Regions from separate parts of the Homo sapiens genome. Here all the other regions are linked to region 3. The links are chromatin loops, found by intact Hi-C in ENCODE. Cell type or tissue: MCF 10A. All regions are shown on one strand.

Region 1 (2,500 bases), 150 kb after region 3:
ATGTCCTTTGCTTTTAAAAGGTAGAACCAAGAAAAAAAAAGCAATAGCAGAATACGGGCACGTATTCTAAAGAATTATAAATGGATTTTGCAGCACTTAATTTCTGTTTTTTTTTTAAGTACCTTTCTTTGATTCTTTGTCTCCTCATTGGTACCATCCCAGAACACTGATGTCTTCTGCCAGATCAGACCTGTCTTGATCATCTTCCCCACCTAAATCAGGATGTGTCCTCCCTTCTACCTTTCCAGAAATCCCACCTTAGTTTTCATACTTTTCTTGATTAACTGGTCATAAGATGATTTCCCTCAACTCCACCCTGTCTCAACATGCAACTCCCCATGAGTCAATCTTCATAATTGTTTCTAATGTGTTTGTTCCATGGTGTGTGTTGAGTAACTGTTGTTGCCATTTGCATGACTACATAGTGGTTACTGTTTATTTCTGCAGTTTGGTGTTTTTTTTAAGTCTTGAAATAGGATTTATTAACCGGAAGTGTTTCTTTTTATTTCTTAATTAAATTCAGTGAGAAGCTTATCATGAAATGTTATTCTTAGGCTGGCATTCATAAAACACTGGAGTGTTTCATTTTCTCCTGATCTCAATCTGCCTTCCAAAGCTGCTAATGACAGATGAGAGCAAGATTATAATTTTAGTTAGGGTGTGGTGGCTCATACCTGTAATCCCAGCACTTTGGGAGGCCAAGGCTGGAGGATCCCTTGAACTCTAAAGCTCGACACCAGCCTGGGCAACACAGGGAGACCCTGTCTCAAAAAAAAAAAAAATTTAAAAAGATTATAATTGTATGTAGTCAAAGAAATGTGTTTCTTTTCAAAGGCAATGTGTCAGAACTTTGTCCCATCTCTGGGCCTTTTCTTTATTATCTTAAACTCTAAACTATAGAATTAGCCTCCTCAACTATAGTTTTTGCAGGCCAGTTCACTCTCCTTGCTCTAGAACTCTGGATAGCCTATATATTTCCATCATCCTGTCTCTTTCATAAAGAATCTTGCCTTTAAATGAAAGACTACTCCTTAAACATTAGTACTTGTAATATTCAATCACCTACACATATTAAAGAACGCCTGCCCTCTTGTGTCCAGGGAGACTGCTACAGCAAGTATTGAATTAGCAAACTTGTCATTCCGGAAATACAGCATTCTACCCTACAGGGATTATCTACCAGGGAGCTTTCTCAAGGCTGCCAAGTATGGTTGTACAGTTTGAAAAATGATCCCAGCCCAAGACACGAATGCAATCCATTTTACACTCTGTCAAGCCATATATCCTTGCCCAGGTCATGTCTTTCTAGAGAGGTGACCCATTAAAATTTCATTCAAGAGTACTGTTAAACCTTGTACCACTTGGAATGTGCAACTTTCTCTAATTTACACAAAGCTCTCTATAGCTTAATGGCAGCCGTGTAGAGGCTCATTAAGAGTTAGTTGGGGCCGGGCACGGTGGCTCACGCCTGTAATCCCAGCACTTTGGGAGGCCGAGGCGGGCAGATCATGAGGTCAGGAGATCGAGACCATCCTGGCTAACATGGCGAAACCCCGTCTCTACTAAAAATGCAAAAAATTAGCAGGGCGTGGTGGCGGGCGCCTGTAGTCCCAGCTACTTGGGAGGCTGAGGCAGGAGAATGGCGTGAACCCAGGAGGTGGAATTTGCAGTGTGCCAAGATCACGCCACTGCACTCCAGCCTGGGCGACAGAGCGAGACTCCGTCTCAAAAAAAAAAAAAAAAACTAAGAGTTAGTTGGACAGTCCTCTCATCGTGTAACTTTCCTACTCAAGAAATTTCAAGAAATTAAAATCAGATTGTTAGAGCTGAATAGCTGAATGACATTAGTCCCAGGTTATCAGAAGAAGGAAATAAGGAAGAGAGAGGCAAAATAAGAACTGTCAAATTCATTAGAGGCAAGCAGGAAACTAAAATGCAGGTCTTCTGACTCCCAGTCCATGCTCTTACCTCCGGTTTCAGGTGACCCGTTTCTTTGACCCCACCTTACTTATTCCATACTAGGCTAGAATAGATGTGTAATAGCATGCATAGGGCTGGTGGGGTGATTTGAGGCAGTATGTGGACAAACATTTTTTGCACATTAGTAGAAATGTATTTGTTTTAATGTATTTCTTTGGGAAAAAACAAAAACATTAAGTCCATAGTTTCTGAGACATTATGATATATGACAAGGGTAAGTTAAGTTTGAAAAGTGAGTTAATTTGAAGAAAGATATTAAGTAGTGCATATGTTAATAGCTTGATTTAGCCATTGACAATGTATACATATATCAGAATATCATTTTGTATGCCAAAATATATACAATGTTTCCTTGTCAGATATCAAAATATCCTTTCTTTTGTATAACATAAATATATATAATTTTTACTTGTCAGTTAAAAAATAACAAAAATATTAACTAAATGATAGTTCAGATAGTACTCAGATATGGCAAAAATGATAAAAGTGGTAAAAAATCATGGTAGAAATTTGAGACCAT
Region 2 (2,500 bases), 480 kb after region 3:
ACAGCACCACTTCTGCCACGGATCCCACACCACACCCTAATAACGTGTAGAGCTGTAAATATATGGCATAATCATTTCTGTTGCATCACTTGTACTGAGCACAAGGCAGGCTCATTCTCACCCTTCAAGTCTCAGCCTAAATGCTGCCTCCCCAGAGATGCCCTTCTTGATGAGTGTCCTCTTCTAGTTAGTTTCTATCTCATCATTCTGGTTTTTTTTTAAATAACTTTATCACAATGTTTTATGCCGCTTGTTTACTTACTAATTGTGTCTCCCATAGAAATGTAAGATCCATGAGGCCAGGATCTTTTATTTATTTTTTATATATTTTTTGAGACAGTGTCTCACTGTGTTGCCCAGGCTGGAGTGCAGTGGTGTGAACATGGCTTACTGCAGCCTTGACCTGTGCTCAAGCAAGCCTCCTACCTCAGCCTCCTGAGTAGCTAGAACGAAGACAGGTACATGCCATGACACCTGGCTAATTTATTTATTTTTAATTTTTTTGTAGAGATGAGGTCTCGCTATGTTGCCCAGGCTGGTCTCGAATTCCTGGACTCAATCATTCCTCCTGCCTTGGCTTCCCAAAATGGGATTACAAGCGTGAACCACTGCTCCCGTGTTTATGTTTTCAGTTTTAATTTTAATTTGTTGGGAGGCCAAGGCAGGTGGATCACTTGAGCCCAGGGGTTTGAGACCAGCCTGGGCAACATGGTGAAACCCTGTCTTTACAAAAAATACACACATTAGCTGGGTGTGGTGGTGGGCACCTGTAGCACCATCTGCTTGGGAGGCTGAGGTGGAGGTGGAAGGAACACCTGAGCCTGGGAAGTTGAGGCTGCCAAGAGCTGTGATTGTGCCACTGCATTCCAGCCTGGGTGACAGAGTAAGACCCCGTCTCTAAATAAATACATATTTTTTTTTAGAGACAGAGTTATGCTCTGTCACCCAGGCTGGAGTGCAGTGGCACAATCATAGCTTGCTACAGCCTTGAACTCCTGGGCTCAAGTGATCTTCCCGCCTCAGCATCCCAAAGTACTGGGATTACAGGCATGAGCCACTGCAGCTGGCCCTTTTATTTTTATTTATTATTGTATCTCCAATTCCTAGCATAGAGCCTGGTGCACAGCAGGTGATTGTAAATCTTTATTGAGAAAGTGAAAAGGTACTAGAGAGCTCCCTCTTGTGGATGCTTAGGCTGCGAATCCCTTTTGAGGCATGCATGGAATTGCAACGTTACTCCTGCCCATGGCTTTTTGTATTTGAAACATCTGGAGTCCTGTAAAGGTGATTGCATTTTGCTATTCAGGAAGGGTCGCTAATTTCAGCTTAAGATGTTCAAGTTTCATAAAAAGAAAAGATGATAGGTGATGGAGCTCCCCCAGGAGAATTCAGAGAGCGAACCTGAGAGAAGATAGGGGAAGAGAAAATGGTCACGACTCAGACAGAGGTCCTACTGTCTCTATTATGTCAGTTGCCTAATTTGAGGCACACTTTTGTGGCCCAGGAGGTGTCCAGGCAAGCGAGCAAGGGAAATGATTGTTGTAAATGACCATTATGCCAGTGCCCGGGGCAGTGGCTGAAGTGGAGGACCCAGTGGGTGCCACATTTTAGGGTAAAGTGGCCCAGGCAGGCTGCCACTCTCTGCACCGCATGCCACTTTATGGTTGAAGCTAAAGATGACACCTGCTCTTTCCCTGGGGTATTTTGTGAGTCAGAGACTGAAGCCAGCACAGCTGCTCCTCTGCAGGGCATTGTCATTCCCTGCTGCAGCCCCATATCTGGGAGCAGCCCTGGTCTCCCCCTTCTCTCTTCCCTTCCACATTTGTCAATAGCCAATTGATTTAATCTTCCAACTCTCTCTTGATTATGGTTTGCTTTTCTCCTTCTCCTTTGCTGGAGACCAAGCTGGCATCTTTTTTGCCTAATTGATTGCAAGAATCTCCTGAGAGTTTATTCCAAATCAGACTTGATGGCTTCTATTTTACTTTTTAGTATGATCTCAATCAGGTCCGTCTCCAGATTAAATTAACAGATCCTCTGTTGTTTCATTGATCAAAGATCTCCGTCTTTCTCCTTCCTTAAGCCTTATCTTATTACTTATATTTTCTTCCCTCCTCTCAATTCTTAAGATTTTCCCCTATTTTTCCAGTTTCTAGAACTTATAATGCTTTTTTTTTTCTTTTTTTAAAAATAGTGCTTTTGCACCATAGTTTCATTTTGTCCAGCACACGATTAATTTATGTATACTGGCCTACTATTCTGAGAGCCTGTAAAGCTCACTTTTATTTCTATTAGCTTTAAAAGATTCCATAGTAATTTCCATAGAGATACTCATGTTGTCTGCAAATGAAGACAGGTTTACTTCTTTCTTTCCAAAGTGTCTGCATGTACTTCTTTTTCTTTTTATCTTTTTTTTGAGAGAGTCTCACTCTTTCGCCCAGGCTGGAGTGCAGTGGCACAATCTCAGCTCATGGCAACCTCTGCCTCCTGGGTTCAAGCA
Region 3 (2,500 bases):
CCGCCTCCTGAAGCCTCCCTATATAACCTACTGCTTCCCACCACAAGCATGGTTTTTTCCCTTCAGAGCCCTCCTACCTCTCTACCGGTGAGCTGTTCTCTTCTTTCCTGCCTATTAAACTTTCCGCTACTTGACCCGCTCCGTGTTTGCGTCTGTGTCCTTAATCTTCTCGTCACGCGATGACGAACCTTGGGTATGTCCCCAGACAATGAAGCCGCTTCAGCAACTCAACCTTTGAAATAGTATAGAAATACGATATGCATGACTGGAACTTGCATCTGTGTGTACACAGCTACTAAGTAACAAAACATTTCACCAAGAGATTACACCATCCCTGTTCTTTCATTTATTTAACAAAGATATTTATTTAATGCCAGACAATGTTCTGAGCACCTGGGAAATAGCAATGGACAATGCAGATTTGGTGCCCGTCCTCATCCAAGTCCTCAGCATCTGCTTCCTGTATCACAAAAATGACGTCAAACTGACTTCCTGCATTAGTCCTGCCCACTTCCATCCAACCCATCCTGCTATCAGAAAGAAAGCACAAGTCCAATCATGTCACTGCACTGTTGCTAACATGTCAATTGGCAACTCTGCTTTACCTACAGAATACAGTCCAAGTTACTTAATACAGCACAAAGTGCCCGTAATCTCCCTACTTATCTTTTACTCACCTATCCCTTCCCCATGCTCTCAGCTTCCTCCCTACTTCCTTAAAGCGTCATGCAAATTTATGCCGCTGTGTCCTTATTTATGCTACTCCCTCGGAATAGAATTTATCACTTCTCCATAGAGGTGGGAAACATCTACTCATCCTCAAGATTTAACCGGAATCTCAACTTTCCTTAGCTTTTTTTTTTTTTTTTTTTCCTGAGACGGAGCCTCGCAGTGTTGCCCGGCCTGGAGTGCAGTGGCCCAATCTCGGCTCACTGCAACTTCCGCCTCCCAGGTTCAAGAGATTCTCCTGCCTCAGCCTTCCAAGTAGCTGGAACTGATTACAGGCACCTGCCACCGCGGCCGGCTAATTTTTATGTTTTTAGTGGAGACGGGGTTTCACCATGTTGGCCAGGCTGGTCTCGAACTCCTGACCTCGTGATCCACCCGCCTTGGCTTCCCAAAGTGCTGGGATTACAGGTGTGAGACACCGCGCCCCCTCAGGGCTTATTCTTATTCATATTTCCTTGCCCCAACACAGTGCCTTGGAATGAATAAATGAATGAATGAATGAATGAATGAATGACAACATGAGATAACTGAATATATTTCTACTCTGGACTCCAGCACTCATCTATACTCTGTTAATTTCAGTCAATTTATTTCTCTTTTCTAAGTGTGAGTTTCTTCCCCTGTTAAATCAAGAAGTTTATCAGGTTCCTTCCAACCGTAATATCATATGACCTTGAGGTTATAAACTCTCATTCATTGTGAGATGAGTTAAATAGAATGTGATAACTACAGCAGCCACCAGAAGGCAGCAGAAGCTTAACCTTGGAATTTAGAACTTGATACTGCGTTTATCTAAAAGGCAAAACTGAAAAGCATGTTTAATTAAAAATGACTACATTTAAATAGTATATTTAAATACTATATATAAATATTATAATTATATCTAATACAGTGAGATGTTCATACTGTAGGAGGCAGAGAATTGAGGTGGGCTGAGGAGTCCCCATATTCCCTCCAGTTTATACTCTAGTCTAGGGGATGTGCAATTTTGATAGACCAGTGAGTGGGATTATCTACACTGTTGAAAATGTATTTCTTGTACTCACTTTCGTTTTCTGGGGTTTAGGGCGTGAGAATGGTGGGAGTGGCAATAGTGGTGATAGTGATGGAAGTGGTGATTGTAGTAACAAACAGAATTCACCAGTTAAATGTGCCCATAATGCAAGTTCAACTCCAAAGTATGAATTTATTTCTGCCCCGATGAGAGTAGAAATCCAAAGTTCACATTTTCACCATTGAAAATTTCCCATGAACACAAAACAAGGTAATAGAGGCAAAGTCACATGTCTGCAAAGCATAAACCCTTCAAATTCAGCCCTTATACAAAGGAGCTGTAGTGTTTACCCCAAGCTAAACCATCTACTTCAGAAGGACATAATATGATTAAACAAAAACAGTTTTAAAATACATATGACATGAGACCCCTAATGGCACAGGAGTCTTTCTATATGAATTTATTTATGTATTTTAATGTCCAAGCACCTTCTCCTTGCCTCTTCTCAGGCAATAAGATGACCAGGGCCAGGTTTTTCTTCTATTATTTTTTATTAGCCATTTTTATTGATACTTTACCAGGTCTTGTGCTGGGTGCCAAAGGTGTAAGGATGAACAGGAATGAATAAGTAGGACATGGACTGTGCCCCCAGGAGTTTAGATTATGGTGTCATGATAGAGAATACAGTGTGAAGGTTTAGGATTCTGCTTTCATAAAGAAGTCCTAAAACCTCATTTTCGGGGCACCTACATCAATTATATTTTAGCACAGAAAAAT

Evidence for each region. Peaks named below come from ENCODE experiments on the same cell type or tissue, not always from the same donor. Only the 100,000 strongest peaks of a DNase experiment are listed, where the experiment ranks them.
Region 1: it touches region 3 in a loop (6-fold over the local background); 22 of 110 quality-filtered maps call a loop at or near these places.
Region 2: it touches region 3 in a loop (19-fold over the local background); 18 of 110 quality-filtered maps call a loop at or near these places.

What each region holds. Positions count from the first base shown.
Region 1 is chr12:14,513,025-14,515,524 of GRCh38, reverse strand. All of the region lies in intron 6 of PLBD1 (phospholipase B domain containing 1), which reads left to right. Among named protein-coding and RNA genes, the nearest start is that of PLBD1-AS2, 16 kb to the left of the region's middle. In MCF 10A, CTCF peaks have their summits at 887 and 1,098 (motif pointing left); a DNase peak (open chromatin) is centred at 1,114.
Region 2 is chr12:14,184,772-14,187,271 of GRCh38, reverse strand. No RefSeq gene overlaps it. Among named protein-coding and RNA genes, the nearest start is that of ATF7IP, 180 kb to the left of the region's middle. RefSeq lists an enhancer at 1,226-1,345. In MCF 10A, CTCF peaks have their summits at 972 and 1,172 (motif pointing left); a DNase peak (open chromatin) is centred at 1,181.
Region 3 is chr12:14,663,591-14,666,090 of GRCh38, reverse strand. All of the region lies in intron 10 of GUCY2C (guanylate cyclase 2C), which reads left to right. It overlaps GUCY2C-AS1 (GUCY2C antisense RNA 1), which reads right to left and starts at 455. Exons shown (of 6, transcript NR_186173.1): 1 at 394-455; 2 at 78-232. In MCF 10A, a CTCF peak has its summit at 1,459 (motif pointing right); no DNase peak of the experiment used is centred here.